Regions from separate parts of the Mus musculus genome. Here regions 2 and 3 are each linked to region 1. A link is a loop called in an ENCODE intact Hi-C map of the cell type or tissue named here. Cell type or tissue: left cerebral cortex. All regions are shown on one strand. Each heading gives the region's core, and the rest is flanking DNA. Links, peaks and the distances in the headings are about the cores only.

The links. Hi-C counts contacts between places; a loop is a spot of excess contacts. Peaks named below come from ENCODE experiments on the same cell type or tissue, not always from the same donor. Only the 100,000 strongest peaks of a DNase experiment are listed, where the experiment ranks them.
Region 2: a loop joins it to region 1, with 6 times the contacts of the local background. A loop is called at or near these places in 24 of 42 quality-filtered maps.
Region 3: it touches region 1 in a loop (7-fold over the local background); 31 of 42 quality-filtered maps call a loop at or near these places.

The regions. Positions count from the first base shown.
Region 1 is chr9:53,985,633-53,996,320 of GRCm38, reverse strand. No RefSeq gene overlaps it. Among named protein-coding and RNA genes, the nearest start is that of Elmod1, 16 kb to the right of the region's middle. In left cerebral cortex, for the core only: CTCF peaks have their summits at 1,593, 5,219 (motif pointing left) and 9,135 (motif pointing right); DNase peaks (open chromatin) are centred at 5,216 and 9,127.
Region 2 is chr9:54,332,705-54,343,392 of GRCm38, reverse strand. Gldn (gliomedin) reads right to left here. Exons shown (of 10, transcript NM_177350.5): 6 at 10,071-10,190; 7 at 8,904-8,987; 8 at 8,612-8,737; 9 at 7,489-7,639; 10 at 1,616-5,057. The coding sequence ends at 4,577. Among named protein-coding and RNA genes, the nearest start is that of Gldnos, 36 kb to the right of the region's middle. In left cerebral cortex, for the core only: a CTCF peak has its summit at 6,384 (motif pointing right); a DNase peak (open chromatin) is centred at 6,404.
Region 3 is chr9:54,107,182-54,117,869 of GRCm38, reverse strand. No RefSeq gene overlaps it. Among named protein-coding and RNA genes, the nearest start is that of Tnfaip8l3, 44 kb to the right of the region's middle. In left cerebral cortex, for the core only: a CTCF peak has its summit at 4,936; a DNase peak (open chromatin) is centred at 4,930.

The DNA.
Region 1 (10,688 bases), core at 1,314-9,313:
GGTCCTAAACAACCTTATCTGGGAAGGGTGACCCTAGAACACAGACAGGCATGCCAGGAACAAAATGTGAACATTGTGACAAAGGGATCATGGCTACCCAGGACACTGCGTCTGCCTCATCTCAGGTATCCTCTCTCACTCAAGCCTATGTGGCTGTCACACAATCTAATTCAAAACATTTTTAATGTGGAGAGACACTAAAAAGAAGACTGCTGAACAAACGACCTGACTGCCCTTAAACCTCCTAAACCCAGTTGTCCCCTCTGCAAGAAAGGCTTTCATTGGGAAAAAAAAAAAAAAGGACTAAAAATTCAGATATGACAAAGATAGCAAACCTCTGCCACTGTCAAACTCCTTGTGGGGCAACCCTCAGACCCATCAGTCAGAGCAAAACCCACGAGACCACCAGGTAATTAACATACTGGGGAAAATCTCACCTTAAACTTTCAATAAAATTTGATAAGTACAAGTTTTAAGTGGGTAATGGACATAGGTACAGATAAGATCATCCAAAAATGAGCTTAGGTTCCTCCACATTGAACCTCCCCACCAGGACCTCATCTGATGGGGGTAGGTGGTCGCTTCCGAGCATTCATTACCCAAACCTTTTGGACAGACCCAGATAGAACAAACAGGACCATTAGACCCCTAGTGGCCAATATGGCCACTAACTTGCTGTGTAGAAATTTCTTTCTTTCTTTTTTTCTTTTTTCTTTTTTCTTAGATATTTCTTTATTTACATTTCAAATGTTATCCCCTTTCCTGGTTTCCCCTTCGAAAACCCTCTATCCCCTCTCCCACTCCCACCCCTACCCCCACCCCCACCCTGCTTACTAACCTACCCACTCCTGCTTCTCTGTCCTGGCATTCCCCTACATTGGGGCATCAAGCCTTCACAAGACCAAGGGCCTCTCCTCCCATTGATGTTTGGCAAGGCTATATCCTCTGCTACATATGTAGCTGGTGTCATGAATCCCACCATGTGTACTTGTTGGTTTGTGGTTTAGTCCCTGGGAGCTCTGGGGGTACTGATTAGTTCATATTGTTGCTCCTCCTATGGGACTGCAAACCCCTTCAGCTCCTTGGGTCCTTTCTCTAGCTCTTTCACTGGGGACCCTGTGCTAGTCCAATGGTTGGCTGAAAACATCCACCTCTGTATTTGTCCGGCACTGCCAGAGCCTCTCAGGAGACAGCTATATCAGGCTCCTGTCAGCAAGCACTTTCTTAGAAGATTTAAATGTGGTCCTTGCTAGTGGAGAAGAGGGAGAATGCCTCCAAATAGAAGATTACTAAAAATATCAAGATCTAAAGAACCCCCAAGTCTAAGGGTCACTGTTGAATACCTTATTAATGAGTCACAGAAGATCCTATGTGACTATAAGAATGGCCTTTAAACACAGAGATATTAACAATTTTAGAACAATTTGTTAAACACCAGTTAGACATGGGACACATTTGTCCCTCTAGAAGCCCCTGGAATATCCAGTTTGGGTAATTAAAAAGAAGTCCTGGACCTAAAGGCTCCTCCAGGATTTAAGGTTAGAATTTTGTTTAGGGCCATTTATATATTTGGGTTTGGAAGTTTATGGTGCCATCTAGGGTTTGGTTCAAGTTATGTCTAGGATTAGAGATAGTGTTGGGTTACTACTAGAGTTAGGTCTAACCCTAGAGCTATTTAGGGTTAAGGTTCATTGTTCAGGCTTAGGAAGGAATTAGGACTACGTTGAGGGTTAATTTTATGCTTAAGACTAGAGTTAGAGACAATATTGGGGTTAGTTGTAGAGCTTTGCTTAGTTTTTCTGGTTAAGTTATACACAGGGTTAGAGCTAAGTTCATGATGTGGCTATTGTTTGTGCTAGGTTTATGGTTATGATCAGTGATGGGGTTATGGTAGTTAAGTTTGCTTGTAAGGTTACAGTAAGTTTAGGGCAATGGTTAGGAATAGGGTTAGGTCTATACCTATAGATATAGGTATGTGAGGGTTATATTTATGCTTGATTTATGGTCATGGCAGAGCTAGGATTTGTCTTAGGACTCAGGGGAGGGGTAAAGCTTAGTATAGCATTAGGGTAAGGGGTAAAACTAATGTAAGAAATTGGTTTATGGTTATTTTCAGATATAACCTTAATATATAGGCTAAATATAGGGTCAAGGTTTTTGCTAGGGTCTCATTAAGGTCATGGTTGGGTTTAGTGTTAGGACTAGAGGCAGTTTATATTCATTTCCAATATTAGTGTTAGAGTGACTATTAAGTTTATGGTTAGGTATGAGACTATTAGGTAATTAACCCTTCATTTAAGGCTAACTTAGACTATGGTAACGTTTAGATCTTATGTTAGGGTTATGATTAACTGCAACTCTAACTTTAGGGGAAGAGTCTGAGTTCAGTTACAGCTAGCCATAGGCTTAAGATAAGGTTAGAGCTATAATTAGGTTTCAGGTTAGATGTAAGCTTACAAATAGAGCTATGTGTGGCTATAGTAAGATTTAGAATTACGATTAGTTTCAGAGCTAAAACTAGAAATAGTGTCCAGTGAACTTTAGGGTAGGGCTACAGCTAATGTTAGAAATTGTATTACGATTAGTTTCAGACCTAGTTTTATTGTTAGGGATAGATTTCAGTTTATGTTTTGGGTGTTGACTAGTGTCTGATTGTGATTAATGAAAGATTTGGGTCAAGGATAGGGTTAGACAGGGTTAGGATTAGGGTTAGGGTTAGGGTTAGGGCTAGTGACTAAGGTTTTGGTTGTAAATAGGGTTAAGGAGAGCATTGGTCGTATTTCCAAGGTTGGTTTTCTAGTTAGGCTTAGGTGTAAAGGGATGGCTAGGTTTGGTCTTAGTGTTTGTGCTGGTCTTCGAGTTACAGACTGCTGTCGGCTGCCACTTAAGAGAGATCACTGAGCCTACATCCTCTGGGAGGGCAGCTAGTGCTTACTCTTAATTCCTGATCCATCTCTTTAGATCCATGAAACTGGAATTTTTTTTTTCAAAGTCATTCTATAGCATGAGGTTTTTTGACATAAAAGTATTTGAGCCTCTGAAATTTGTTCTTATGTATTTTATAAAATAAGATGCCAGGCACCTTCTACATGTTTATTGAGTGATGTTGAATATTTAATATAAGAAACACATACTAAACTGGGTGTGGTGGCCTATGCTTTTAATCTTGGCACTCATGAGTGTCTTAGTTAGGGTTTTACTGCTGTGAACAGACACCATGATCAAGGCAAGTCTTATAAAAAAACAACATTTAATTGGGGCTGGCTTACAGGTTCAGAGGTTCAGTCCATTATCATCAAGGTGGGAGCATGGCAATATCCAGACAGGCATGGTGCAGGAGGAGCTGAGAGTTCTATGTCTTCATCCAAAGGCTGCTAGTGGAAGACTGACTTCCAGGCAACTAGGGTGAGGATCTTATACCCACACCCACAGTTACACACCCATTCCAACCAGGTCACACCTATTCCAACAAGGCCACACCTCCAGATGGTGCCACTCCCTGGTCCAAAGATATGCAAACCATCACAATGAGGCATACACCAGGGGATAGGCAAGATCAAAGTCAGACTGGTCTACATAGCAAACACAGAACAACAACAAAAATCTCCCTACATTTCTGTCACTGCTTGGAGATGCCTTTAGTCTGTCTGGACACTTTTGCCAGTACTACAGTCTTTGGCACAGGGCAGATTGGACTGTGAAGTGGAACAGTGAAGATTTAATTCTGTAGAAATGGAACCTGGCCCACTCTTACTAGCCTCTTTTCTCAACCTGACCCTCACTGTGAGTCTTCTGACTTGTGACAAAAGCCAGCCAGTTTTTAATGTTTTATTTTGTGTGGCTGGGGGTGGAAGCCATGTGTGCAGGACCCATTGATTTACTTGCTTATTTAGTGGGGAGATGAGCAGCAAGGATGTCATAGTGAGTGTTTGGAGGTCAGACGGCAAACTGTCCGTTGGTTCTCTCCTTTAAATTTCTGTAATTCCATTTCCAGTGGATCCAAAACCTTCTTCTGGCCTTCAAAGTCTCTCTGTCTCTGCCTCTGTATGTCTGTCTCTGTCTCCATCTCTCTCTATTTTCACATGCACAGATATGTGCACCTCTAAATAAATAAATGAGTAAATACATAAATATTCAACAAATAAATAAATGCTGTTGGTATGAGGGGAAAGACTACAGGATGATGTACTGGGATGCTTCTTCCAGAATGTCAGGGTATCCGGATGTCACTGATACACCTGCTCGGAGAGGACTGGGTGAAGTCTGGAACAGGTGGGGTCCACAGTCCATCTCTTCCCTCCAAGATCTCAGATACCACTGCCAATCAGGGCAGGATGGGGTGAAGCAGAGTCTTGGACAGGTGGGATACTGGTCCAGTTGGGATCGAGGTCCAGAGCAGGGGAGGTTGGGGGCGTGGATGTCGGGGGTGGAGAGGGATAGGAGGGTGGGGTAAGATGGGGGATGAGGGAATGAAGGGTGGGGAATGAGGTGGGGGTGGGAGGGGGCAGCAGAGGGGGAGTCCTTCTCTGTGTTGTGGTCCTTTCAGGCAAAGGCCTTCTCTGACAATCTTTAATGAAGCCGCTTTCTGGGATGATCTTAGCTTGTTTACATTCCTTTATTTGGGGTGGGTTTGTATAGTTTAGGGGAAGGGTGTGAGACTATCTAGGGAGGAAAAAGGTCACTGGCTGAAGGCTAAGGCTACTAAAATGCCTCATTAGCATGGAGAGGCATTCCAGGTGCTTGGTAAGTACCCGACTACCTGTGACCACGTGGTTGAGGGCTGCCTGGTTACACCTCCAAGGCAGGCGGAGAAACCTGGAGGAAGCCAGTTCCACTCCTGCTGGCCTCAAGTTCTGAGATTTCTGGGGGGTTTGAATATGCTCTACCTCGCCAGTTCCACCAGTTCCTCTTGAGGCACGGTTCTCGTGCTCCACAGAAACCCACCAGTCAGAATAGAGTAAAATCATTTTCCTTCAAGGTCAGTGACATTGGGAAATATCAGGCACACACTGTGTTGCTCAGAGTTTCTCACTATTGTCTTTGGGGATGGAGACTCTCTGTGGAGCAGGCATGTCTAAAATTCACAGAAAGAATAAAGGGTAAAGAAAAACTGAGAATCCAAAGAATCAACAGGAGGGGACAAGGGGAGGAGAGAAAAAGGACGAGTGCCCAGCACACTCCATCCCATACTAAAGGGAGCTTGTGCCATCTAGTGGCCGTTGTATGTAATAACTACAAATGATGCTTCAGATGGCTGGTTCAATGTAGATAGGGACCCTCTCTTGTAGAAACGAATGCATTACACAGAAATAAGTGAGTAAGTGAAAACCTGGAAGAATCACTGCATGCAGATCTTGGAAGGGAGGAGCTAAGAGGCCAAGAGGATGGTAAAAAGCAGAACAGAGAGATTTATGACCGCACCGGGAAGAGGGCCAAGAGATCTTATTAGGCCTCTTTCCTCTCCCCTCAATAGCTCCCAGAAATAATGTAAATGTTAAATATATAATAATGCTTGGTGATTGGCAATGTGTTGTAATAATAATAAACTTAAAAGACTTAAGAGAGGCCACTTTCTTTCAAGGCTTGCTCAATGCTCAGGAAGAAGACCTGGGCCAGGTGGTGACATAATGTGTCCTGAAGGTAACAGAGGCAGGACAATCAGTAGGGCTTGCTGAATTCCAGATAAAATCCAGTTACATCAGATTTAAAACTGAAGTAAAAAAGCGAATAAGTCAAAATGAACTTAAGCATAGGATTCTCCCCCAAAAAGCTATGAGTCTGGAAGGCAGCATGGAGGCCCTCTTCCCCTCCACACTCCAACACACAAAGGTTGGCTGGAAGGTGAGAGCTATGCTTGTCTAAGTAGTCCTGCTCAGCCATGGCCCTGCACATCATGTCTCTGCTACAAGGTCAAGGTGCTATAAATGGATGATGATCCTTCAGCACCTACCGCTCAGTTTCAGGTACAATGGGCGGGTGCCACCGTGTCCAATGTTTTCCCATTCAGGTGTGAGATAATAGAACTACGTGTCACCTACTCATTTACCTGCATACCAGCATACTCATTTGTTGAGTATATATATATGCTGTATACCAGCACCCATGTAGTTGTTATGCCACAGTTACAGAGAGCTATAGCACAATGTAAGTAATTTCAGGACCTGGGTTATGTGAGAGAGAGAGAGAGAGAGAGAGAGAGAGAGAGAGAGAGAGAGAGAGAGAGATATCTTAGGAAAACCTTTCTAGAGTTTACTGGTCAAGAAGAGCACAGACAGACAAACATAGGCACACACGCACAAACAGCAAATACATAAATAAGTAAGTAAATAAAAAGGAAAAGACATAGCTGTTGTTATCACTCTTTCATGGCCACCACAAATGAAAAGGGGACACCCTGTTCCCGAGGACATAAGGCACTTTGGTGGCTTGGTGGAGAAATATACTTTGGTGTGATGTCACACATCCTCCCTTCCAGTTGGCTCACTTGTCCCCAAAAAGTGGGCTCCTAGTGGCTCTCCATTTATAACGTTTGTCTTTGTGTTATGCCTGTAGTCTGGGCAGTTGGAAGAGGCAAGGGTCAGAGAGGAATGACAGCAAGTGCACCCACCACACTATACACTAAAATGAGAGCAAGTGCGTCTACCACTGCATACACTACGGAGAGAGCACAGATTCTGACCCCTGTCAGAGAAGGAAAGGCAGGTTCTCGCCACTGAGATGCATCCTCACCTCAACACAGCAGGAGCCAGCGAGTAACCTAGCAGCAGATTATAATAATTACTTGTTAGAAACAATGACAATTGATGCCCCTGTCCACCACTGTGGCATGGGTAGGGTGCGGGACACCCAGAGGTCTGTCAACCATTATGATGAGCGAGTAAATGGTGGAGAGATGGGAGAGAAAGAGAAGCAGAGTGGTGTGTGCACAGTGAAGAGAGGCAGAACTGGAAAAGTGAGGATGGTGAGGAATAGCCTGATGTGAGCAGCCTGGGCTGCCACCTGAGGGCATGTGAGGCCCAGTCCACGCTGCTACTGAGGACCGTGTCTGGGTCAGTGGCCCTGCATAAGCAGGGGTCTGTGTTGATGTCCATGGTCCATGTTACCACCAAAGGCCATGTGGAAGTCCCTGGTGTGGACTGCTGCCTCGGACCATTTTGTTGTCCAAGGGCTGCACTGAGTTGACCCTGTCCCTCTGTGGCTGAAGCACTGAGGAGAGCATCCCCACCCTTGCTGGAGCAGCATGAGAGAACTAGCTCTGGTAATGTGGGCACAGAAGAGCAGGCCAAAGGTCTGAGAGCAGGACAGCTGGCCCCACCATTGCAGGGACAGTACTGGAGATCTGGCCCTAGTGACATGAGCTCAGGAGAGCTGGCAGGCTGACCAACTAACTCAGCTACCACCCAAACACAAATCTATATCTTTGAGTTGGTCCACACTAACATGATCTGCTGGAGCATGTGAAGGGGCTGGTTCTACAGATCCAAAGCTGCAGGATCTCCATGACACAGGGCAACAACAGGACGTCTGAGAGGAGTCCCAGTGAGGACCCAGTATTGATAGTGTAGCAGAAGCCAGAGGCCTAGAACCAGGCTCATTAAGATGGTGTACTGGCTAGTTTTGTGTCAACTTGACACAGCTGGAGTTATCACAGAGAAAGGAGCTTCAGTTGGGGAAATGCCTCCATGAGATCCAACTATAAGGCATGCTCTCAATTAGTGATCAAGGGGGAAAGGCCCCTTGTGGGTGGGACCATCTCTGGGCTGGGAGTCTTGGGTTTTATAAGAGAGCAGGCTGAGCAAGCCAGGGGAAGCAAGCCAGTAAGGAACATCCCTCCATGACCTCTGCATCAGCTCCTGCTTCCTGACCTACTTGAGTCCCAGTCCTGACTTCCTTGGTGATGAACAGCAGTATGGAAGTGTAAGTCGAATAAACCCTTTCCTCCCCAGCTTGCTTCTTGGTCATAATGTTTGTGCAGGAATAGAAACCCTGACTAAGATAGATAGATATTTGCAAGTAAAGCTGTTTGGGCAAAAGGGTGTACTGTGTGACACACCACAGCTTCCTCAACAAGATGATTTCTTTTAGTTTTTTAAATTCTTTTGTTTCCTTTGTAGGTGAGATTGCAAGGGCAGAGATTGGCTACGGAGGGGCGGGGAGATGGGTGGGATTGGGATGCATGATGTGAAATTCACAAAGAATCAACAAAATTTTTTAAAATAATGATAATCATACTAACATTGAATTGAGAATAATCATGAGGTATAGTCATTCACTCCTTTTTTTAATCTTTAAATTTTCGGAGATAGTTGTTTTGCCTGCACTTATGTCTGAGCATCACATGAGTGCCTGGTGACCTCACAGGACTTAAGTGGACATCAGGTCCCCTACAACTGGAGATTAAACAACTCATTCATTACATAATGCATAATGAACAGGTCAAGAAAGAAATAAAAATACAGAAATGGAAGGAGTGCTTTCAAACTCCTTCTATAAATCTTTTATTAACCAGTTTTGGGCAATTTAAAACCAGGTAAAGATAGAGGGAAGGAAGAAAGGAAAGAAGGAAGAAAGGAAAGAAGGAAGAAAGGAAAGAAGGAAGGGAGGGAGGGGAAGGGAGGGAGGGGAGGAAAGGAAGGAGAGAAGAAAGTAGGGGAGGAGGGAGGAAAGGGGAGAGGGAAGGATGGAGAGACAGAGACAGGGAGACAAAGAGACAGAGTGTCCTAATGATCATAGAATTAAAAAATGCTCACTTGAAAACCAAATACAGACTTCTATCAAAAAGATTATCCACCATGACTGAGTTGGCTTTATCCCAGAGATGCAAAGTTGGCTCACCACACACAGGTCACTAAATGCAGCGAACCACATAAATGATCTGAAAGACAAAAAACAATCTGATCATCTCCATAAATATAGGGGGGGAAGCTTCCCTGAAATCCTATATGTCCCAGTGATAGAAGGGCTAGAGGGACCTTAGGGTCATTTTCCTACATATTAAAAGCTGTAGATGAGAAACCTAAGCCCAACATCAGCCTAAATGGAGAAAAGCTTGAAGCAATCTCACTGGAATCAGGAATACAACAGGGCTGTCTGCTAATCCCATCCTTTTCAAGACTGTGCTCAGAGCACTAGAGGGAGCACTAGGACAGGAGAAGGAAGGTGAAGGGACACAAATAGGAAAGGAAGAAGTCAAACTCCCCTGTTTGTGGACGACATGATACTATCTGTAAGAGACCCTCAATGTTCTGCCAGAGAACGTCTAGAAATGAAACACCATGTCAGACTAGAAATAAAACACCATGTCAGCAAGGTGCCCGTGTATAGAATCAACTTGCATGAGTCCATAGCCTGACTATGCACCAACAAAAAACAAAACATAAGGAAGAGATGGCGAATACACTCACTTTCGCAATAACCTGAAAGAAATTTAAATATTTATGAATAAGCCCTAGCGCAGGAGGTGAAAGACCTCTACAAGGAAAACTTTAAATTTCAGGAGAGAAGGAAAGGGGGAGGGGGAGAAACAGAAAGAGAGGGAAAAGAGGTGGTGGTGGTGGGGATAGGAAACGGAAAGGCAGACCCTGCTCTTGGATCAGTAGAGTTAATAACTTGAGCATGATGTGTCTATCTGAAGGTATAATCCGTTTCAGTGCAGTGCAAATCAAAAGCCCCACCACATTCTTTACAAAATAGAAAAGAAGAAAGGAAAATTAATCTAAAACTTTCATGGAATCACAAAAGACTTCAGTCAGTCAAAACAATCTCAATACCATTCCAAACTTCAAGTTATAGTACAGCACTATAGTCATTAAAACAATGTGTTACTGGCTCAAAAATAGATACAGAGACCAGCGGAGTCATATCCAAGACCCCAACAGGAATATGTGTAAGTATTCCATCTACAACACACACTGAAAACAAGACATTTTCTACAAAGATGTTGGGGAAACTGGATGCTCACATGTAGAGGAATGAAATTGGATTCCTATCAATCACCAGGCAAAAAACTAATTCTAAATGGAGAGGGGGACCTGGAGGAGATGCAAGAGAGGTACAGAGGGTCAGGAAATTGAACAAAAATATGTAACAGGGGGAATGAGAAACTGGGGATACCTATTGGAGGGTCCCAGACACCAAGGAAACATGAGGTTACCAGGACCCAACAGGGATAACTTTAGCTAAAATGCACAGGGGATATATGAAGGGGGATATAGAACCTGTTGAGACTACCTCCAGTAGATGGTCATGGCCCTTGGTCAAGGGATGGGGCCACCCACCCATCTCAAAGTTTAACCCAGAAATGTTCCTGTCCAAAAGAAGAACAGGGACAAAAAATGGAACAGAGACTGAAGGAAAGGCCAACCAGGGACTGCACCACCTGGGGATCCATCATGTCTGCAGACACCAAACCCAACACTGTTGCTGCAGTCAAGAGGTGCTTGCTGACAGGAACCTAGTGTGGTGTTCCTTGGGAGGTCGGGCCAGCAACTGACCAATGCAGAGGCGGACGCTTGGAGCCAACCATCAGACTGAGCTCAGGGAACCTGGTGGGGGAGCTGGCAGAAGGACTGGAGGAGCGAAGGGGGATTGCAACCCCACTGGAAGAACAACATAGGCTGGCTGACCACCCAGTCCGCCCAGAGTCTGGACCACCAACCAAAGAGCGTACCTGGAGGGATCCGTGGCTC
Region 2 (10,688 bases), core at 1,762-9,761, 350 kb before region 1:
CCTGGGTGGGGGGTGGGGTGGTGGGTGGTGGCAGAAAATGAGGCTCAGAGATGAATTTCGCCCTTGTTTTAAGTCTCACCTCTAGCAGCTTCAAGATATTTAAATTGCATGCCAAGTCAGAATGACCTACTTACAGGTGCAAGAATCTTTAAACTTTTTTTGGATTCCTCTGTTTGGTATTATGTCAGTTATGAAAGGCACAGCAGTGCATGCTGCGCTGCAAGGGACAAGTGCTTTCAGGGAGCTCCGCAGGCACGGGGTCCTTAACTGTTCTTCCTCGAGCTGAGGCAGTCTTAGTGTAAAGTCACTGAGTAGTTAAGGGACCATTTTTTAGTGGATTGATGGTGTTCCCTGCCTAATCAAAATAACCAGCACACAGAAATTAGTGACATTGTGTCCATGCCTTAGGAACAGAACAAGGATAATTTCTTAAGTATTATGCGGTTTTTAGAGCATTCCACATAGAATGTAAGGAAAGTAAGTGTCCTGGTCAGGGTTTCTATTGCTGCAGTGAAACACTATGATCATAAAAGCAAACTGGGAACGAAAGGGTTTATTTGGTGTCCATTTCCTCTTCACTGTTCACCATTGGAGGAAGGCAGGAACCTGGAGACAGGAGCTGGTGCAGAGGCCGTGGAGGGGTGGTGCTTATTGGCTTGCTACTATGGCTTTCTCAGCCTGCTTCTTATAGAACCCAAGACCACCAGCCCAGAAGTGGTCTCACCCACAATAAACCAGACCCTCCCACATCAGTGACTACAAAAACGCCTTACATACTTATGTAAAGTCAGATTTTATGAAGCATTTTCTTAATTGAAGTTCCTTCCTCCCAAGTGACTCTAGAGTGTGTTAAATTGATATAAAACTATCCAGCACACTTGTAGTCCATTCTTTTCCAAGGAATTGGGACTGGTCCAAATTCAGACAAATCTGTTTTTTTAAAGTTGCTATTTTTATTCTTTATTCTGGATAGTTTTTCCGTTACCTTGCCCCACGTGTTATCCAATCTCCACTGTATATATGTTTCTGTGTATACAGTTCTGTGCCACCTCATCTTGGCTGTTGACTTGATGCATCTGGGAAGAGGGAACGTCCCATGAAAACGTGTCTCCATCATGTTAGTGTGCATTCCTGCCTGTGAGCAATTGTTTGGGTTGATGATTTAGGAAGGTCCGCCCACTGTGGGCGGAGCCACACTAGAGCACTTGGTTCTGAGTTGTGGGAGAAAGCTGGCTGAGCCCAAGGCAGTAAAACAGCCTTGCTCCATGGTCCTCTTCCTTAGCTCTTGCCTTGGCTTCCTATATGATGGACTACAGTGTAAGTTCAAATAAACCCAAGTTACCTCGCCAAGTTGCTTGTCATCAGGGTGTATGCATCACAACAACGGAGAACATACTAGAACATGTCTAGTTTCCATGTTTTCCTATAGCAAGAACAGTCTTGTGTTAATTTAGATTGCCCAGTATTCTGACAGAACTAGCAAACAGGGTTTCTACAGAGAAACCACCAAGATAATTCTACCCCAATGTACACACACACACACACACACACACACACACATGTGCATACACCATGAGGTAAAAATAACAATACACTTGTTTCTACATGTGATTATATTCAGGATAATTTTATTTTACTACTTACAACTGTTACTTGCTGGTCGTTTAGAATCTGTGGTTACTGATGGGAGATTATGAGATAAATAAGGCCACAGCACTGATGAAAACTGAAGAGCTCCACCCCCCACTTTTCCTTCAGGTAGCTCAACACCAGACAGGCAATGCCTGAGTAAGGTACTTGCTATGCTTGGAGGATGACGAGTGACTTTTCAAGGACTGTGCTTCCTCATTTGTCATCTCACCTTGTCATTTGATTATGAGGGTAAAAAGACTTCGAATGAGCCCAGCACCAGAATTGATCTGAAATATTCAGCCCGGACCACGTTCTCTGATACATTGATACATGATACATTGAGGCCAGAGCCAACTCTGCAACCTTAGTTGGACTCTATATTAGTTAATAGAAATGCTTTGTAAATGTTGAGTCTGGCCTACCTTTGAAGCTGGAAGGTGTGGTTTCTAGTATAATGGTATCTACTTTAGATTTCAGAGGAATTGGAGAATCACTTGATTTCATACAGACATAAATGAAGTGCTTTTAGAACAGCTTGGCTACAAGTGACAGCAGGGTTGATTACTATCTTCATTTAAAAATATAAGATGTGCACACTATTTTAGCAGTGAGCCTGAAACACTGTGTTGAGTGATATAGAATGAAGTCCTGTTTGCAAGAAAAGGAATAAAACCTTAATTCCTTTCCTTCTGCAAAGATAAATTCATTAAACACCAGTCAACCTTACTTGTTCTAATCCCACTACACTATAACGAAAGAAAGAAAGAAAGAAAGAAAGAAAGAAACAACCATGAAAAGAAACAAAATCTTCAGACGAGTTTCTCTAATCGTGAGTATATGTATGATTCCTTACACACAATTAAGAGAGTCAAAGAGCCACTGTGCCTGTGGTCCCAGCACCCAGGAATCTGAAGCAGGAGTTTGTGATAAGTCTGGGCGAACACAAAGACATTGCTTTAAAAAAAAGAAAAGAAAAGGAAAGGAAAGAAAGGAAAAGAAGAGAAAAGAAAGGAAAAGAAAGAAAAAAGTAAAGGAAAGCTAAGACATTTGCTAGTTCAGATATTAAAAATGAGCTAATTCAATAACTAAACTATTTTGCTTGTATGTACAATTAGTATTGTATCTATTCTCAGCAATGCTACTAAGTAATAAAAAAATGGAATTATATGTATATCCAGGTCTACCGCACTCAGAAACAGTATCTCATATTTGAATACTTTAAAAGAACAATACCATTCATTAGATACACTGATGAAACATTAGAACTCTACATTGCAACAAATGAATCTGAGAGAATATCTTTAAAAGCTGTGATGACCAACTGCAAAACCATCTAATCAAGAAGTGGGGAAGCTTTGGGACCCATGACCTTGAGAACTCAACAGGTTCACCAGTAACAGCTGCCTGGGTGCTTTCAGAGGGCAGGGAAAGTTAAATAGTTAAAATGCATACCCCAAGCCTCAAGATGCTTCTATTAAAAAAACTAAACCAGGTCACAGGCCCACTGAGAGTGGGTTTGGAACAGCTGGCCAGTCTTTCCTGGACAGTTTCTGTAGTGTCTTTTTCTATATTCCGGGGGGGGGGGGGCGATGAAATCCACAGCTTCCTCTTTGAAGCTCCACAGGCCTGCCTGGAACTCAATGAGTTGACAGAGAACGTGGTTATTTAAGGTCTTGTAGGAACCAATTAAACTAGATCCTTGCTATCCAAGAGGACAGACCCAACTTTGAGGACCACGTGGGAGTGAACATCTCCACGGCTGGAGGTTCTCTTACTCCATCTGATGCTGTCCTTAGCTGTTCCCTCTGCCAAAGCCCAAGCCACATAAAATGCTGCCTGTCAGTCCGTAGAAAGCCTAACCAGACTCAGGGAGTGAGCCCTTCTGAGAACCTGGCTCGTTCCCTGTCCTTAGATGAAAGGTCAACATTTTTTTTTCTTTCTTTCTGTAAAGGCCAGGCAGTAATGGTTCAGGATTTACAGAGCGGCTCTGCTTCACTGCTGACACACTCTGAGGCGAGATTCTTAGGTGCAGGGATGCGATGGTACAGGAAAAAGAGCTAAGCTGACTTTGGCCTTTGAGCCAATTGCCTTCCCTCATTCTAAACAGTAAGTATAAATGGTGCCTGTTTTCTGAAAAAACCATCATGTTTCCATGCTTCTAACCAGATTATTGGCCACTTAGTGTTTGACACTCTGATAACAATCCCATGGCCTTGGCAAAAGGGACCACGAACTGAAGATATCCTGTTTACTTTCCCAGCAGCAAACAATATGATCAGAAATTGACAGCATCTAGATGGCCTATGGGCCTGATGCAGCTCCATTTAGAGTTCTGAGCCTGTATCTATTCATGGTTTGTTTGTTTGTTTATTAATCTTGGATTTGTGTTTAGGAGCTGAAAACAATGATCATTCTGTAGTGGTAGGTGAATATTCAGAGAAAATAACAAATTATGAATAAAATAAAACCTTAGAAGCCATAAGAGCCAGTGCACCTTCCCTAAATACCAAATAAGTCATCACTGAAAGGCCCACCCCTCAAGCTGCAAGTAAGCTCACTTACATGTGGAGAAAAAAAAAAAAAGAATCCAGAAAGCATTCTAATATATAATCAGGCAAGAATCACAGAATTTCATCTAGGAAGAGGAAATGTCAGTCATACTCAGATGTTTCGTATTACCTATGGGGACGCTACGGTCGGGGGAGAGCTAACTTGCTGAGTTTGAGGAGGGATACTGGGTCACCAGATCTCTTCCACATCCATTTCTAATCTGTAGCTATTTCAACAACCTGGCTTAGAGCGGACTCGCCGCTTGTGCAAGAGCCCGTGGCATGGGCTTACGCTCCGAGTGCCTGGGTATCCTTTACCGGCTAGCTTTCTGTTGGGCTTGACCAAACCCTAGACAATGTGGAGTATAGAGAGGGAGCAGACAGCCGAGGGAACCCTACCGCTGACTTGATGCCGCTGACAGAAACTGCACAGGATAGAGCATCAGATGGCCATCTTCCCACGAGTATAAATGCTGATCTCTCATGTTGTATGACAGCATGGCAAGAACAGACTGGGACATTCTGAAATCAAAGTTTGCATTGATTTGCTTTCCTCCTAACAAATCAAAGGCAAACGTGACCCTCGTATCTTTGGTGTCTGTGACATAGAGGATCCCTCGGGCTATGAAGGCATTGCCAGCCTTGGATTTGGGGTATGTGGTGTTGATGTGCTGTGTCACGGAGAATGTCCTCTCATCCAGCTGTGCTACAAGGATGCTTGAGCCATCCACACTTGAAGCGTAGATAATCCAGATGCCCTTCTCATCCACTGCTATGTTGAAGTAAGTCTTGGAATTTGCAAAGAGGTATTTTCGATCAAAATACAAAGCATTTTCCAGCTTCAGAGTCTGAGGTGTCTCTTTCCCAAATTCAAATCTGAAACATTTTTCGAAAAGCAAGTTAGAGTGGAGTAAACATGTCTGTAGAAAGAATTCTCGTGAACTGTGTGGAAGCATCACCCGTCAATAAAAAAAAGCCTATGGCAATGAACTGAGGCAGGACATAGGAGGTGGGAGTTCTGGCAGGGAGAGAGGGGGGGGTTCTGGGAAAGAGTCAGATTCTGGAGATTGGAGCTGAGCTCTGGAGAAGATGGTTGCATGACCCGAGAAGTAACTAGCTGTGTGGAAGACATAAAATCAAATAAATGGGTTAAATAGGTTACAAGCTAGTCCTGGAACAAGCCAAAGCCTAAGTATTTATCCATATATAAGACATCTCAGAGTCAGAATGAAGGGACCGGATGGAAAAGCTGGAGGCCACACATGTTGGTGGACACTGGTGATTTGTAGTGCTCCTTATTAAGCTGAGTTACCAAGAGTGGACTAAGGCCTGGAGCTCTCTGTTGCCAAAAGGCTCCAGGAAACTTTTCTACTTGTCCTTCAGAGATGTTCTGAGCAGCAAGGATGTGAAGGCAGTGACTAGCCTGTGCTAGCAGAAGCAAGGGAGGCAGTAGTGTGGTGTTAAGGACTGTCCTCAAATTAGCAATGTGGCTTGGATAGCTTTGAACATCTACTCCTCTTGCCTCCACCCGCCAAGTGCTGGGATTACACCATCAAGCCTTGCTTCTATAGTGTGCTGAAGAGCAAACCCAGAGCTTCGAACACTCCCTCAATTGAAATACGTCTGTAGCCCCTAAATTTAAGTTTTAAAACTCCCAAGTTGGCTGGTTATTCCTTTATTTCATGCTGAAATTTTAATTAGGGACTAAACCACCAACCAAAGAGTGCTCGTGGAGCAATCCATGGCTCCAGCCGCATATGTAGCAGAGGATAGCCTTTTTGGGCATCAATGTGAGAAGAGGCCCTTGGTCCTGTGAAGGCTCCATGCCCCAGTGTAGGGGAATGCCAGGGTGGGGAGGTAGGGTGGGTGGGTGAGCACCCTCATAGAAGCAGGTGGGGGATGGGATAGGGAGTCTCCAGAGGGGAAACCAGAAAAGGGGATAACATTTGAAATATAAATAAATAAAATATCCAGAGAGAGAGAGAGAGAGAGAGAGAGAGAAGAGAAATTTAAACTAAAGGCCACTAGCTGAGAAGAGATATAGTAAAGGTTGTGAAAACAATTTTCTTGTGTGGGATTCCATGCCCATTAGCTCTGGGATCTGATTTCCAAGACTCCAAACAGAAATAATATCAAAAAAGTGAATTATGATTCAACCACTAGCTGAATCTGGGAATAAGTCAGGGATATTGGGCTAAAAGAAAACACCAGAGGGCGCTATTGAGCGGCAGAGCACAGGAGGATCCCATGACTGCTAGCCATTTAGGAAGCACAGCAAACAGAAGCAGACTAAGAAACCTGAGTTAAACTGGAAAGGGGTCTGAGAAGAGCAAGCACTTGGGAAGGACTCAGCCATACCAGCGCCTGACTGCTAGCAACTCTGTCCTGTGGTCCAGCCCCAGGGCTGAGGGAGCAGGTGTCTGTCTGTCCACAGAAACTGCAGCTTCGATACACCCTGCTCCTCCTCCTACTCTAGGCCTGTGGTTTGGTGTAGGCCTAGGCTGAGGAGAAGTCCCCTACCCAGTCAGCACAGCCCACCCAAGCCTGTTTGTGGTACAAAGCTATAATCTGGGGGACTCGGGAGGCTGAGGTGGAAGGATTATAAGTGAAATGCCCCCAAGTGACCATTTTGGTCCTAGTTTTGGCTAACTCCAGCTTGCACCTCACCTCACTGCTCCGCAGTCCCCACTGGGGACATCCTGCAGAGCAGAGTGCTCTCATGTACCTGTTGTTTCTACCTGTTGTTTCACAACACCAACTGTTTTATCAACTGAGCTGAAACCTTTGAAAATGTCGACCCCCTGCTGCCTCTGGTTTGATGTAATTCTGGGTTTTCTTTATAAACCCTATTCTGCCTTACATAGGGAGAAGAGTTCTTTGTGGCAGGAGTCAATGCCTAGTCACAGGCTTAAATAAAGGAACTCTGGTGGTATGTAACACTTGTGAGTGGTCTATAACAGCAAGTTCAAGGCCTTCTTTGGCAACACAGAGAAATTAAGAGCAGCCTAGGCAACTTGGTAAGACTGTGGTAGACTACTACACTCTGAGTATAACAACGACCATCTTTCTCACAACAGCAAACTCTGTGACAGGTGCACATCATCAGGGGCCTGGGTGTGGGACTCCCTCACTGTATTCTACCATTCCTTTGAGGGGGACAAACCCTGATTGATCTGCCTAGGCACATAAAGATGACAGAACACATCTAGACAATGGCAGAAGACAACACACAGTGTGCACACTGTGAGGGACATAGTGTGCACACTGTGGGGGACACTGCACGCCATGGCCCGGCACGGCGGCTCACCTCACTATGGTGTTGGAGCCTCCTTTGTGGTAGTAGAGAGAGTTGTTGTAAACAGCGTGCCCACAGCCGTGGAAATAATGTGGGAGGTGGAGGAGGGTGAAGCTGCTATTGAGGAGCGCCGGCAGGTCTTTGAACTCCTTCACCATGATGCCTGCGGGAGGGGAGGGGAGGAGGGAGACTCTTACCCACCAGCAAGGACAGCACTGCCCGTGAACGGTCAGGCTGCCGAGAGAATATCTGTCCCCTCCCACCCACCTTGCTCTTTAGCATTTATAAAATCAAAGTGCACAAGCCTGCCCCAGGAACAAATATTTGGTGTTTGGACAGCTACAGCTTGCTGCCTCCTATCCCTTCCTGAGCACCAAGACCACTGCTGCCCCTATACTGCATTTCACTCTTCCTTTGAGCCCCAAGCCCCCAGCTTGGTAGACAGAGGTTACTACTGAACTCATCAGTTAGTGTTGATGAAGGAAAGCAGCGGCTCTTAGCTTTTTGCCAACTGATGTGTACTGTCAGACCCTTCTGGAATGAAGCCACTCTTATTACCACCAGCCACTCTAACTACATCCTTTGGGGACAGTGTGATCAGGCCTAAGTTCGGACATGGAGAGGCTGTGAGTTGGCTCTTTGTCTTCTCCCCTGGGCGCCATCCAACAAATACGTGAGAAATATGGCCAAATGTACTCTCATAGGATGGTATCAAACTCAGAGAACAATAGGCTGTGCGCACAGAATTCGGCTTTTATAGCTAAGGTCATATCATCCGGAACACGCCAGATCACAGAGCCAGATGGTTAGTATTTGTAGGCCATAATTTGTCTTTTATATCTCTTCCATGGTATGGATTAGTTGATAAAACCTGTGGCTGTCGTGCTCTTTATTTCCGTCTGGCTATTGTGATATCACTGAGTTTACCCTGTAGTTGTCATGTGTCTGGGACCTGAACTACCAAGCTTGCAACCAACACGTTCAAGCTAGGAAAGTGTTCTAAACATTTAGTTGTGCCTTTTAAGATGAGGAGCCTTATACTAACACTAGTGGAGATCTCAGACACATGGGTATAGAATAAGCTTGAAGATAGGCAACGGATTGCACCAAATGGACCATCTCTGGAAGGAAGTACCTGAAAAATGTTCAGTCACCCAAATGCGGTCGTCACTTTTGTTAGCAGACTCTCTCATCCAAGTCCCAAAAGTCTCTCTCACTTTTAGGACTTGGGCTGGGTTGCCAATGGAAGTGATCATAGATTCTGTCAGAAGAAAAGAGAGTTACATACCAGCCAATTAAGGCATCCAGTTTTGAATTTCCAAATGGAATTTTTGTGTGTGGTGTTGGGAATTGAACTCAGGGCCTGTGAAGGTGAGAGACACACCCGGCACTAAGGTGCACCCCAGCCCAGGTGCTGGGGTTTGTACCTGTTTGTGGTGAATGGCGTTCATTTGCTTTCTCATCAGCTCTTCCCACCAAGGTATCATCATTGGGTATGACACACGTCTCCCCTACAATGACAACAATCAATGCGGTTGTCACAATGGGTTGGTGGCTTTGTATCTATAACCTCCACTTCCTCGAAAAGTCCCAAATGTACCCATTATAACATCTCCACCATGTTTCTTGGATGCTTGCTTTTTAGCAAGCCCAAGCCTCAGACTCCCAACCAGAGTTTCACTGATAGCTGGGTCCATTCCCTGGGAATATCCAGGAAGAACACTATTCCAAACAATGCAGGCGTTTGGAGAAAGTCCTGGTCCTCCTCCACAGCTGCTGCTGAAATGGCAGCTCAAGTTGTGCCTTGTAGTTTTAAGACAGGCAAGGCATTCTGGGTAACCTCTAGTTCTAAATCCACTATTGAAATATTTTCCATTATTATTATCATTTGTTTCTAAGGAACTTTTGAATTGAGTGGGGCCAGGTCACTCCTTGGCTGTCTGTTTTCTCTCTGTGAATTAGAAAGAAGCATAGCCTAGGATAGTCATGGGAATCGGAAGAAATGAGTACTGAGCACTGTGCCTGGCAGGCTTAGCACTCAAAACTAAGTGGCAGAGGATTGCAGGTATAGCTTAGTGGTAAACATGGGGCTCTGGGTTCAACACCCCCCCCCATACTATGGATAGTGATGGCGATTCTATGATTGTTCTCTGCACAGTGTTAACCAATTTGCCTGCCCCACTATCTCCCAGTTTCTTATTCTCTCAGGAATTTGTTGCTAACAGCTTAGGCCTCAAGATGCTGCTCTCAGGGGACCTAGTGGCACAGTGTCTTGGATTTGTGACAGTAATTAAAAACAAACCAAATAAAACCCTGCTCCTTGGGGGTGGGGGTGGGGGAGAGGGTTATATGGCCAGGAAGAGTCCCATCATGGAGGTAAGCGTGGGGAGACCAGTGAGGGAAGGAGCAATAGGCTCGGTGCTGGGCCTGACCATAGTCCTCACTCCCAGGGCAGGCATTCAGACTTCCTAGGAGCATATTTCAAGGATGAGTCTCATTTAGGACAATATCTCCTTTCAAAATTTGGCCACAAAGTCTGGAAGAGGGTATCTTTAGCATAAGGAGTGGGATCCCTGTGGGCAGGGCTTGGCAACCTGGACACTGGCTGTTGAACACGTTTGGTGGCCGAGGGCCTTTGGATCTTCTGCTTCCAGGAGGGCCTGGAGGCCCTGGAGGTCCAGGGGGGCCAGGGGGACCTTGGTCACCTTTGGCACCTAGAGAGAAGGAAAAGGAGAGACTGATACAACGTTCTCCACAGGGACAGATTCCAGTTAGGGAGAGAGAAGGGAGCAGCAGCTCTGGAGTGTGTGCACCCATTCCTAGAGATGACATAGGTTTGTTCTGTCTTCACTGAATTAAAGATCTACCATAGTAGGTCCTGTTGATCCACTATCTGTAAGAGCTGTGCCGAGAGTTTTATCAGTCTTCCCTTCATTGTTCCAAGTCTCTCTGTGAGGTGGAAGTGGGGTCCTCTCAGGAGCGTTCTGCTAGGGAGCCGTGGTGACTTGAGGTCACCAGTGGACAGAGCAGGATCTCAGCTCTGGTAGCTCTCAGCAGAGCCAGGCCATTGTCACTGCAGTGCCAGAGGATCCCAGTTCTGACTTTCTAAAATCCCAAAGGAACTCTTCTTCCTCCCGTCCCCCTCCTTTGCTTCCTCTACTGCTTCCTCACCTTCCTCTCCTTTCCCTCGGGCCATCCTTCCCATTCTCCTT
Region 3 (10,688 bases), core at 1,111-9,110, 120 kb before region 1:
TGTCTAGCTCTGGGCTTGCCCTTCAGTCCCCTTCCCGAGGAGCCTCGAGGGAACCAAGAGTGTCTTGCTTTCCTGTGGAGGCCTGAGGGGACAGGGGAGGAAAGAATTGCCAGCTTGGAACATTGTCCCACCAACCCCTTTCCAGTGGGGTCTACCTGAGGTAGAGCCAGAGAAATCAACTACCCTGACCTCCATCATCTGGCTCACAGCTCCCCCTGCCTTCCTGAGAAGTCCTGCTACCATCAGGATCACCCAACCAACACCAGGGAAAACCAGATGTCTAAAGACCAGCAGAAGAACAAAATCAACAAGACCTAGGGCAGTATAGCACCACCAGAGCCCACTATCCTGCTTCAGCAAACCCTGGATATACTAATGAAATTGAAGCACAAAAAGATAATCTTAAATCCAGTTTTAGATGATAGAGGCCTTTAACAAGAAAATGAATAAATCTCTTAAAGAAATACCAGAAAATATATTCAAACAGGTAGAGGCATTAAAAGATGAAGCAAACAAATATAAAGAAATACAGGAAAATACAATCAAACAGGCAAAGGATATGAATAAAACTGTACAAGACCTGAAAATGGAAATAGAAGCAATAAAGAAAACATTAACTGAGGGAATCCTGGAGGTGGAAGATCTAGGGAAGAGAACAGGACTACAAACATAAGCACCACCAGCAGAATATAAGAGATGGAAGAAAAAATCTCAGGCATAGAATATATGATAGAAAAAATCAGCACTCAGTCAAAGAAAATGCAAAATCTAAAAAGTTCATGACACAAAACATCCAGGAAATTTGGGACACAATGAAAAGACTAAACCTAAGAATAATCTCATAGAAGAAAATTTCCCTAACCTAAAGAAAGAGATGCCTATAAAAGTACAAGAGACATACAGAACATCAAATAGATTGGACCAGAAAAGAAAACCCTCCCACCACATAATAATAAAAAAATTAAGTGTACAGAGCAAAGAAAGAATATCAAAAGCTGCAAGGGAAAAAGGACAAGTAACATATAAAGGTAGAACTATCAGAATTATATCCAATTTCTCAACTGAGATTCTAAAAGCTAAGACTCTAAGGGTCTGGTCAGAGGTCTTGCAAACCCCCAAAGACCACAGATGTCAGACCAGACTACTATACCCTGCAAAACCTTCAATCACTGTAAATGGAAAAATCAAAAATATTCCATGACAAAGACAAATTTTAATAATATATTTCCACTAACCCAGCCCTACAGAGGATACTAGAAAACAAATAAAATACAATCCAGTGAGGATAACTACACTCAAGAAAAAACAAGAAATAAATAATTTCATGTTATTAAAATCAATAGAAGAGAAAACACACACACACACACACACACAGACATGCAAACACACACTTCCACCACCAACATTAAAATTACAGAAAGTCAGGGCCCCCAATGGAGGAGCTAGAGAAAGTATCCAAGGAGCTAAAGAGATCTGCAAACCTGTAGATACAACATTATGAACTAACCAGTACCCCAGAGCTCTTGACTCTAGCTGCATATGTATCAAAAGATGGCCTAGTAGGCCATCACTGGAAAGAGAGGCCCATTGGACTTGCAAACTTTATATGCCCCAGTACAGGGGAATGCCAGGGCCAAAAAATGGGAATGGGTGGGTAGGGAAGTGGGGGTGGGGGGTGGGGGGACTTTTGGGATAGCATTGGAAATGTAATTGAGGAAAATACATAATAAAAATATTTTTTAAAATTACAGAAAGTAACTTAAGAAACAAGCTGGAGTAACAACTGTAATATAAAATAAAATAGACTTTCAACCAAAAGTAAACAAAATAAATGGGAAGGACATGTAATACCCATCAAAGGAAAAATCCCCCAAGAGGACATCTCAATTCTGAACATCTATGCTGTAAATGCAAGGGCACCAACACCATAAAAGAAACATTATTAAACTTAAGTCACACATTGAACCCCACCCTACACATTAATAGTGGGAGACTGCAACATCCTGCTCTCCCCATGGACAGGGCATCAAGACAGAAACTAAACAGAAAAATAATGAAACTAATAGAGGTTATGATTCAAATGGAACTAGCAGCTATCTTTGGAATATTTCTCCCAAACACAAAAGAATAAACCTTCTTCCCAGCACCTCATGTGGCCTTCTCCAAAATTTACCACAAAACAAGCTTCAACAGATACAAGAAAATCTAAATAACCCTTTGCATCTTATCAGATCACCATGAATTAAAGCTGGACTTCAACAACAACCAACACAACAAACAACTGGCTTAGTTTCTGAGAGCTGAAGGGAATGGCAACAGCATTTGAAGACCAACAGTGTCAATTCTTTACAGCTCTTGAAAGAACATTCTCATCGTAATTGAACAACTCTCTACTCAGTGATCACTGGGTCAGGGAAGAAATAAAAATGAAATTAAAGGCTTTCTGGAATTCAGTGAAAATTAAAAGCACGATATACCCTAACTTACTGGACACTATGAAATCAGTGCTAAGAGGAAAGTTCACAGTACTAATTGCCTTCATAAAGAAATTGGAGTCAGTGGTGGTGCACACCTTTAATCCCAGCACTTGGGAAGCAGGTGGATATCTGAGTTCGAGGCCAGCCTGGTCTACAAAATGAGTTCCAGGACAGCCAGGGCTATACAGAGAAACCCTGTCTCAAAACAAACAAACAAACAAACAAACAAATAAGAAAGAAAAGAAATTGGAGAGTTCTCATTCTAAAAAATTAAAAGTAGATCTGAAAGCTCTAGAAAGGAGAAGAAAAGAAAAGGAAAGGAGAGGAGAGGAGAGGAGAGGAGAGGAGAGGAGAGGAGAGGAGAGGAGAGGAGAGGAGAGGAGAGGAGAGGAGAGGAGAGGAGAGGAGAGGAGAGGAGAGAAGAGAAGAGAAGAGAAGAGAAGAGAAGAGAAGAGAAGAGAAGAGAAGAGAAGAGAAGAGAAGAGAAGAGAAGCAAACACATCCAAGAGGAATAGACAGCAGGAAATAATCAAACTCAGGACTGAAATCAATCAATGAGAAACAAGGAGAACAATACAATACAATGAATCAACGGAACCAAGAGCTGATTCTTTGAGAAAATCAACAAGATAGACAAACTCTTAGACAACTTTACTAAAAGACAAAGAGACTGTATACGAATTAACAAAATCAGATATAAAAAGGAAGACATAACAATGGACACTGAGGAAATTAAAAGAATCATTAGCCTTACTTCAAAAGCCTGTGCTCCACAAAATTGGAAAAGATGGAATTCTATAAATTTGAATAAATTCTAAGTGAAATAGATGATTTTCTAGACAGAAACCAACTACCCAAGTTAAATCAAGATTAGCTAAACTATCTGAATAATGCTATAACCCCTAAGGAATTACAAGCAATCATTAAAAGTGAAAAAAAAAAGAGGCCCTGGGACAGATGGTTTTAGTGCAGAATTCTACCAGACATTCAAAACTTCCTAAGAGGAGTTAATATCAATAGTTCTCAAGCTATTTCACTAAATAGAAACAGATGGAACATTGCCAAACTCATGAGGTTACAGAAACCCTGATACCTAAAGCCCACAAAGACTCAACCAAAAAAGAGAATTTCATTCAAATTTCCCTTATGACCATTGATGCAAAATACTCAATAAAATACTCACAAACTAAATCCAAGAACATGTCAAAGCCATCATCCACCATGATCAAATAGGGTTCATTTTAGGGATGCAGTGGTGGTTCGATAGACAAAAATCCATCAACTTAATCCACCATAGGGGGGAAAAACCCACATAATCATCTCACTAGATGCTGAAAAGGCTTTTGACAAAATCGAATACTCCTTCTTGTTAAAAGCCTTGAAGAGATCAGGGATACAACATACACAATAAAGGCAACATACAGCAAGGCAATAGCCCACATCAAATTAAATGGAGAGAAACTCAAAACAAGTCCACTAAAGTCAGAGACGAGACAAGTCTGTCTACTCTCTCCCTATTTCTTCAGTCTAGTACTTGAAGTTCTATTAGAGCAATAAGACAACTAAAGGAGATCAAAGGGACACAAAGTTCAAAATATTGCTATTCACAAATGATATGATATGATACACAAGTGACCCTAAAATTTCTATTAGAGAATTCCTACACACCTTCAACAAAATGGCTGGATACAAAATTAACTCAAAGAAATCAGGAGCCTTACTTTATGGAAGTGATAAAGGAGCTGAGAAAGAAGTTAGGGAGACAAAATCCCTCACAATAGGCACAAATGGTACAAGATATCTTGGTGTAATTCTAGCTATCTAGAATTACACCAATTCTAGATGGTATAATTCTTTCCATTTAGAAGATGGAAAGCTATCCCATGCTCATGGATCAGGAGGACTGACATGGTGAAAATGAGCATCTTACCAAAAGCAATCTACAGATTCAATGCAATCCCTATCAAAGTTCCAACATAATTCTTTACAGATATTTTCTTTTTGTTTTTTTAAATTAATTTTTAAAATTAATTATTTTATTTATTTGCTTCCCAAATGTTTCCCCCTAATCCCCCTTCCAGAGTTCCTTACCCATTCTCCCTCCCACTGACTTCTGAGAGAGTACTTCTTCCTCCTCATCAGGTATCCCCCTTCTCTGGGGCATCAAGTCCCTACAGGATTAGGCTAGTCCTCTCCCAGTGAGGCCAGACAAGGCAGTCCTCTGCTATATATGTGCCAGGGGTCTCAGACCAGCCTGTGTATGTTCTTTGGTTGGTGGCTTAGTTTCTGAGAGCTGAAGGGAATGGCAACAGCATTTGAAGACCAACAGTGTCAATTCTTTACAGCTCTTGAAAGAACAATTCTCAACTTTATACAGAAAAACAAAACAAACAAACAAAAAACAAAAACAAAACAGGATAGCTAAAACAAGACCAACTGCTGCAGTGTCCTGAGCTGAACATCAGAGGGAGACAAAGAACACAAAACAAATTGAAGCACAGAAAACTGATCAAATAAAAGGGGTTTGAGGTTAAATAATTTTGGAGAGAAATAGACACATAAAGATGACAAACAGAATAAAGACTTTTTGGATTTTATGTAATACTATTTTAAATGGTTGAAAGGGGATAGAAAACAGAGGAAAATGACACATTGCTGGTTACATTTATTATATTATTAAATTTCATTCTTACCTTAATAAGCATTTTAGTTTATCGTGTCAAACATTATAGGATAGAATAAAAATTTATAAGTCAGAATATGGAGACTACTTAGAGAGGCAGGAAAAGAAATGGGTGAAATTTGGAGGCAAACATTACAGGAGACCTTACTAAAATAAATAAATCAGAATAAGATACAGATATAAGATACAAAGATATTAGAGATACAAAACACAGAAAAATAAAACATAGAAGTAAGGTTTGGAACAAAATGTTCAAAAATTTATAGATCAGATTGAAGAAGTGGAAGAAAAATGAGGCATGGAGAGAAAATTTAGAGGAGACATTAGAGCAGAAGATACAAGAACTTACAAATCAGATTGAACAGAATGCTAAGATGGCAGACATACAAAAACAAGTGACATAAAGAATATGGACAAAGACCTTAAAAGAGAAGTTCAAAACATTAATTAATTAAAGCTAAGAAAAATATTCATGTAGAGACAGAAGATAAACATAAAGTCAACCAAAAGTTGTTAGAAAACAACCTTCCACTCATCTGGTTAGTACACAACAAGGACCAGCAGACGCAGAACACACACAGGTTTATGAGGGATACAAATGACACCCTGTGGATGTGTTGGATTTGAGAAAGGTTAACAAAAGTGTTACTAAATTTTGAATGCATTCACCAATCATAAAACAAATCTTGACTTCTTGGGCAATCAAAAATAGAACAATCCCCCAAGACTTTCGGAATGATGGGAGAAGAGCAATATTAGAACCTGGGCTACAGTTACAATGGCTTTCATGGTAGACTGAAGAGGCTATGGAGACAGCACAGAGAAATAAAGCCAGAGACATTAAGATCAGCTGCTAGGTGAAGGTCAATATGCTGAGATAGACATACAAGCCACATATGATGAAGAAACCTTGGCATTATGTCACATACCCGCCTTAAATGCCTGGGACAAGGTTGAAGAGACAGGAAAAAGACTCAAACCATTCATTCAGGTTATACCAGTTCCAAAAGAAATATTCACTGACTTTTTTCAAAGATTAACTTCAGCTAAAGATAGAAAGATATCAGTTCTACTCGTTAGGAAGGAACTAATCGAATCTTTCCTCAAAGAGGTGATCAGACTGCTGAGAGCGTGATCACCACCTATTGATGAATGGATTAGGAATACAGTTGATAATCAGATTTTATTGATTACCTGAGATAACCCGAATAGAAGAAGCCATTTCTAACAGTTGTGAGAAAAGGCAAACTCACAAATGTCTTAATTGTGATGAACAAAGTAATTTTTAAAAAATGACAGAGAAAACCAAACTGATTCCAAAAGAGAGCTTGTGCCTTTTAGTATATGCAAAAGATGTGGCAAAGGCCAACACTGAACTAAAGAATGTGGGTCAACAACAGACAAATGGGGTAACCCCTTATTAAAAACACGCTGAGGGGCCTCTCACTGGTCCCAATACCAAACAGCAAAAATATTCTTACACAAAAATAATTGGATTATTTCTCATATAATAAAAGGGACACCATTTTACGGAGCTCCTACACTTTATAGTGACACAAATAAATCTGATAAGGCAGAATATGAGTTAAAAATAATAAGGTAGTTGACAGTCCTTATGAGTCAGTTCAAAAATCAGAATTATATGCAATTCTTATGGTGTTAACTAGATTTTCAAGAATCTCCTACATGGTAACTGACTCTCAATATGCAGAAAGGGTTGTTTTGGTATAGAAACTGTTGGACTTATTCAGGATGAATGATTCAGAATTGACTTCATTGATTATTCAACTACAAAAAAATGATTAGAAAGAGGAATAAATAATCCATTGTAAATAATCCATATCAGATCCCATATGTGTCTGCCAGATATTCTAACACAAGATAATGATGACATTTATCAGCCTTGATAAGGAGTGTGCTTGAGGTGCCAGAATTTCATAAAAACATGTTAACAGCAAAGGTTTAAAGTAAGAATTTTCTATCACTTGGCAGCAAGCCAAAGAAATTGTTAAAAATAGGTCCTAAATGTTCTTTATATAACCAAACTCTATTACCTGCAAGAAACAACCCAAAGAAATGAAATTTAGCAAGTGGATTTTTTTTTAACAGAGTTTGGAAATGTAAGTATGTGCACCATACTATAGATACATGTTCAGGACTTCAATGGGCAACTCCTTTAACTTCTGAAAAGGCTGATTCTGTAATTATGTATTTATTAGAAGTTGTGGTCATTATGGGGATACCTGTACAAATTAAGACTAACAATAATCCAGCATATGTCTCTAATAAAATGAAGCAATCTTTGTACAGATTATAACATAAAACATATTATGGGCATACCACACAATCCTACAGGGCAAGCAATTGTGGAAATATCTATTTGTACTTCAAAAAATGCTTAAGAAATAGGTATAACAAAGACTCTCAGAGTCTTACATAATGCTTTATTCATTTTGATCTTTTTAATGCTAATGTATAGTGGGTTTGACCTAATGTTGCTTATATTAATGTTAATTTTGGTCCCCCAAACTGCTTACATGAATGTATATAAGACACTGAGGGACCCTGCCTCCAGTTGGTTCTGACTGGTAAATAAAGATGCCAGCAGCCAATTGCTGGGCAGAGAAGACAGAATAAGGACTTTTGGGATTTCTGGGCTTGGGACAGAGAGGAAGGAGGAAGAAGGAGATTCGCCATGCCAGGAGAAGGAGAGTAGAGAAGCCATACCTGAGAAGAGTGGAGGACAGAGAGGCATAGGCAACATGTGAATTAGCCTGGAGAGTGCAGCCCAGCTGGACAGCCCTCTGGATTCAGGACAGCCAAGGTAGAATAGAGAATTTGGTAAGTAATAACTTGGGATTATCAGAAGGAAGTTGATTAACCACATGGAGGTTAGGAAGTGGCCCAGCTATTGAACTGGTTAAGGCATATCAAAATGTAAAGACTGTGTGCATGTCTTTTATTCGGGAACCTAGAACTTTGGGGTAGGTAGCATGAAACCACACTACCAGAGAGATAATTATTACAACACTAATGAAAAACAACAATAACAACAACAAACTACAGCTGCTGAAAGACATTCGTTTATGAAAAAAAAATGCTGAACTAAACCAACCTGTTTATTTTCAAGATGTTCTGACCTCAGAATGGAACAGGAATGTGTTATGCTGGGAAAGAGGTTTTGTCTATATTTCCACAGGAAAGGAGAGACTATGGATTCCTAGAAATCAGATATGACAAAGGGAAAGCTCCTAATGATTTCTGCTACAGACAGGAAGGAAGAAATAAAAAAAACCGAATAGAAGAAGTAATATGATTTGCTGATTCCTTCATATGGGAACAGCTCTGAAACTAGCTGAGAAATGAAAATGTCTTCAGTCAAAACTTCAGCTTACATAACCAATAATTCTTTTGCTACAAAGTTCTCAAGACTTACCATCTCATTCTTTTAAGAGGCATTGAAAGACCCACAACGTGAGGACTCCCCCATGTTCTGACTCAGGAGAGGTGACACCCCAAATCACTCACAAGAAACGGTCTTGATGCAAAGTGCAAGAGGTTTATTCAGGAAAGATCAGTGCACTGGGTACGACTCGTATCCCACACAGGGGTAGAAGAGTTGACCCCGAGCTCAAGGGGTAAGGAGTTTATAAAGGCAAAAACTGCAAACACCTGGCATTGGGCTATAGCATTTGGCAAGCTAGCAAGTTTTCATAACAGGTTTAAGGAACGGTTAGAGTATTCTGTACAAACATTTCCTGGAACAATGGGGCCTACTTTTTGGTTAGTACATCCTGGAACAATGGGTCATAAAAATTTTTACTCCCTGCTATTAGTGAGGTCTATTTTGGACACAGGTCTAGGGGCTTAAATAATTTTTTACTCTCTCTCAGGATCTTTCAGCATAAATAAAAATTTATATTGCAGTTTGGTTACAATCCAAAGTACCTTAAGAAAGATAGATGTCTTTCATCTGCTCAGAGAACAAGGAATTTTCATTAAATGAATTGTTCACTTTGCACACCCCGTACCTATGCTAATGCAAAACTGTATATTACTTGTGAGATCTTATATCTTCACAGAGAATAACAACAACAAAAAAAGCAGCCTTGGGTGGGAATTTATTTCTGGTTCTCCTGGAGACTCAGTTGTGTCATGTGATGTTTTTCTGGAAACTGTCTTATGAGAGAATGTTTTGCTGAAGCAGACATTTAGGAGGATGTCTTGCTGAGAACAGACATGTGATGTTTTTCTAGAAACTGCCTAGAAAAAGGGCATGTGATGTTTTGCTAGAGCAGATGCTTGAGAGGACATGTGAAGTTTGAAAAGGGTACAAGTATAACAGACAGTGGACAATGCTTTGGCATTGGTTTGCCTTGCCGCTCTTGCTGGTCTTCCTTGGGCTCTGCTGTCGCTGGTCTTCACTGAAGAAGCTGTGGCATTTGTTCACTTGCCTTCTTTGCTAATCATTATTTGTTGTAACTTTGTAGAGATGTGAACCAAAGAATTTCTTATGATATTCCCGTGGGTTCTTACCATTTCCATGGACTCAGGCTGATTGGTAGAGCCTTGCAGTTTCTTCTGGATTAAATTGTAGATGCTGATTCATGAATGGTGTTTGTGAGCATATTGAGCTACTGTTGCTGATTTGTGTGAACTGAAATGCGAATATCTTGACAACAAAGTTGGAATCTTCCCAAAAAAACTATTTCTAAAAAGGTTCACATCCATCCTCCTTTTGCCTTATAAACCTTTCCTTTCCACTACCTGTGATGCGTGGTGGACTAGAAGGAAGTTAAAGCATTTAAGAACCCTTATTAAAGTAGGTTTTAAAAATATAAGCTTACAGGTAGTGCCCAACATGGCTTAGGTTTTGGTGGATTAGCAATGCTGTTTAAGGAGGTTGGCAAAATAGCAGCTGTTGCCACTGGGTGGTCTCCTGCTTTCCTCCCAGAGGGTTTTTTTTTTCTGGTTTTCCTTCATAGTTTTCATGTAAACTACTTTGAAAAAGTATAGGGGGGATGCCAACAACTCTTTTCTGTTAGAGGAGATTGTAGAGCTGGGTGTGCACTTAGAGAGTTTGTGGATAGAAGTAGAAATGCTTGGGAAACAAAAAGGGACAGTGGGAGGAGAACAACACTCTTCAGGCTTGTTGAATGAGATCAGGGATTTACCTCACAATGGAAGCAGGAAGCAAACTAGTCTGGAAGGCAAACTCCTGCCTCAACACACTTTCACTGCCAGGCAGCCAGAGCACTACAATGAGACAAGGGGCCTGGAAGAGCAGGAGGTGGTGCAGACTTAATGGGTTCTGCCAAGTGTACCACCAGAGGATTTGCTTGGGCCCACACAGGTCTTTGTGTAGCATATGCATGCTAATGATGGTGACTATGCTTATAATAAATTGATCTGGCATCTGATAGATCTGACATTTTAAAGAGGCTATTGTACTGTATGGCTTTCATTCTCCATTTGTTAAAGAAAGCTAAATAACTGGGCTATGCAGGATAGGATTATCCCTTAAGATC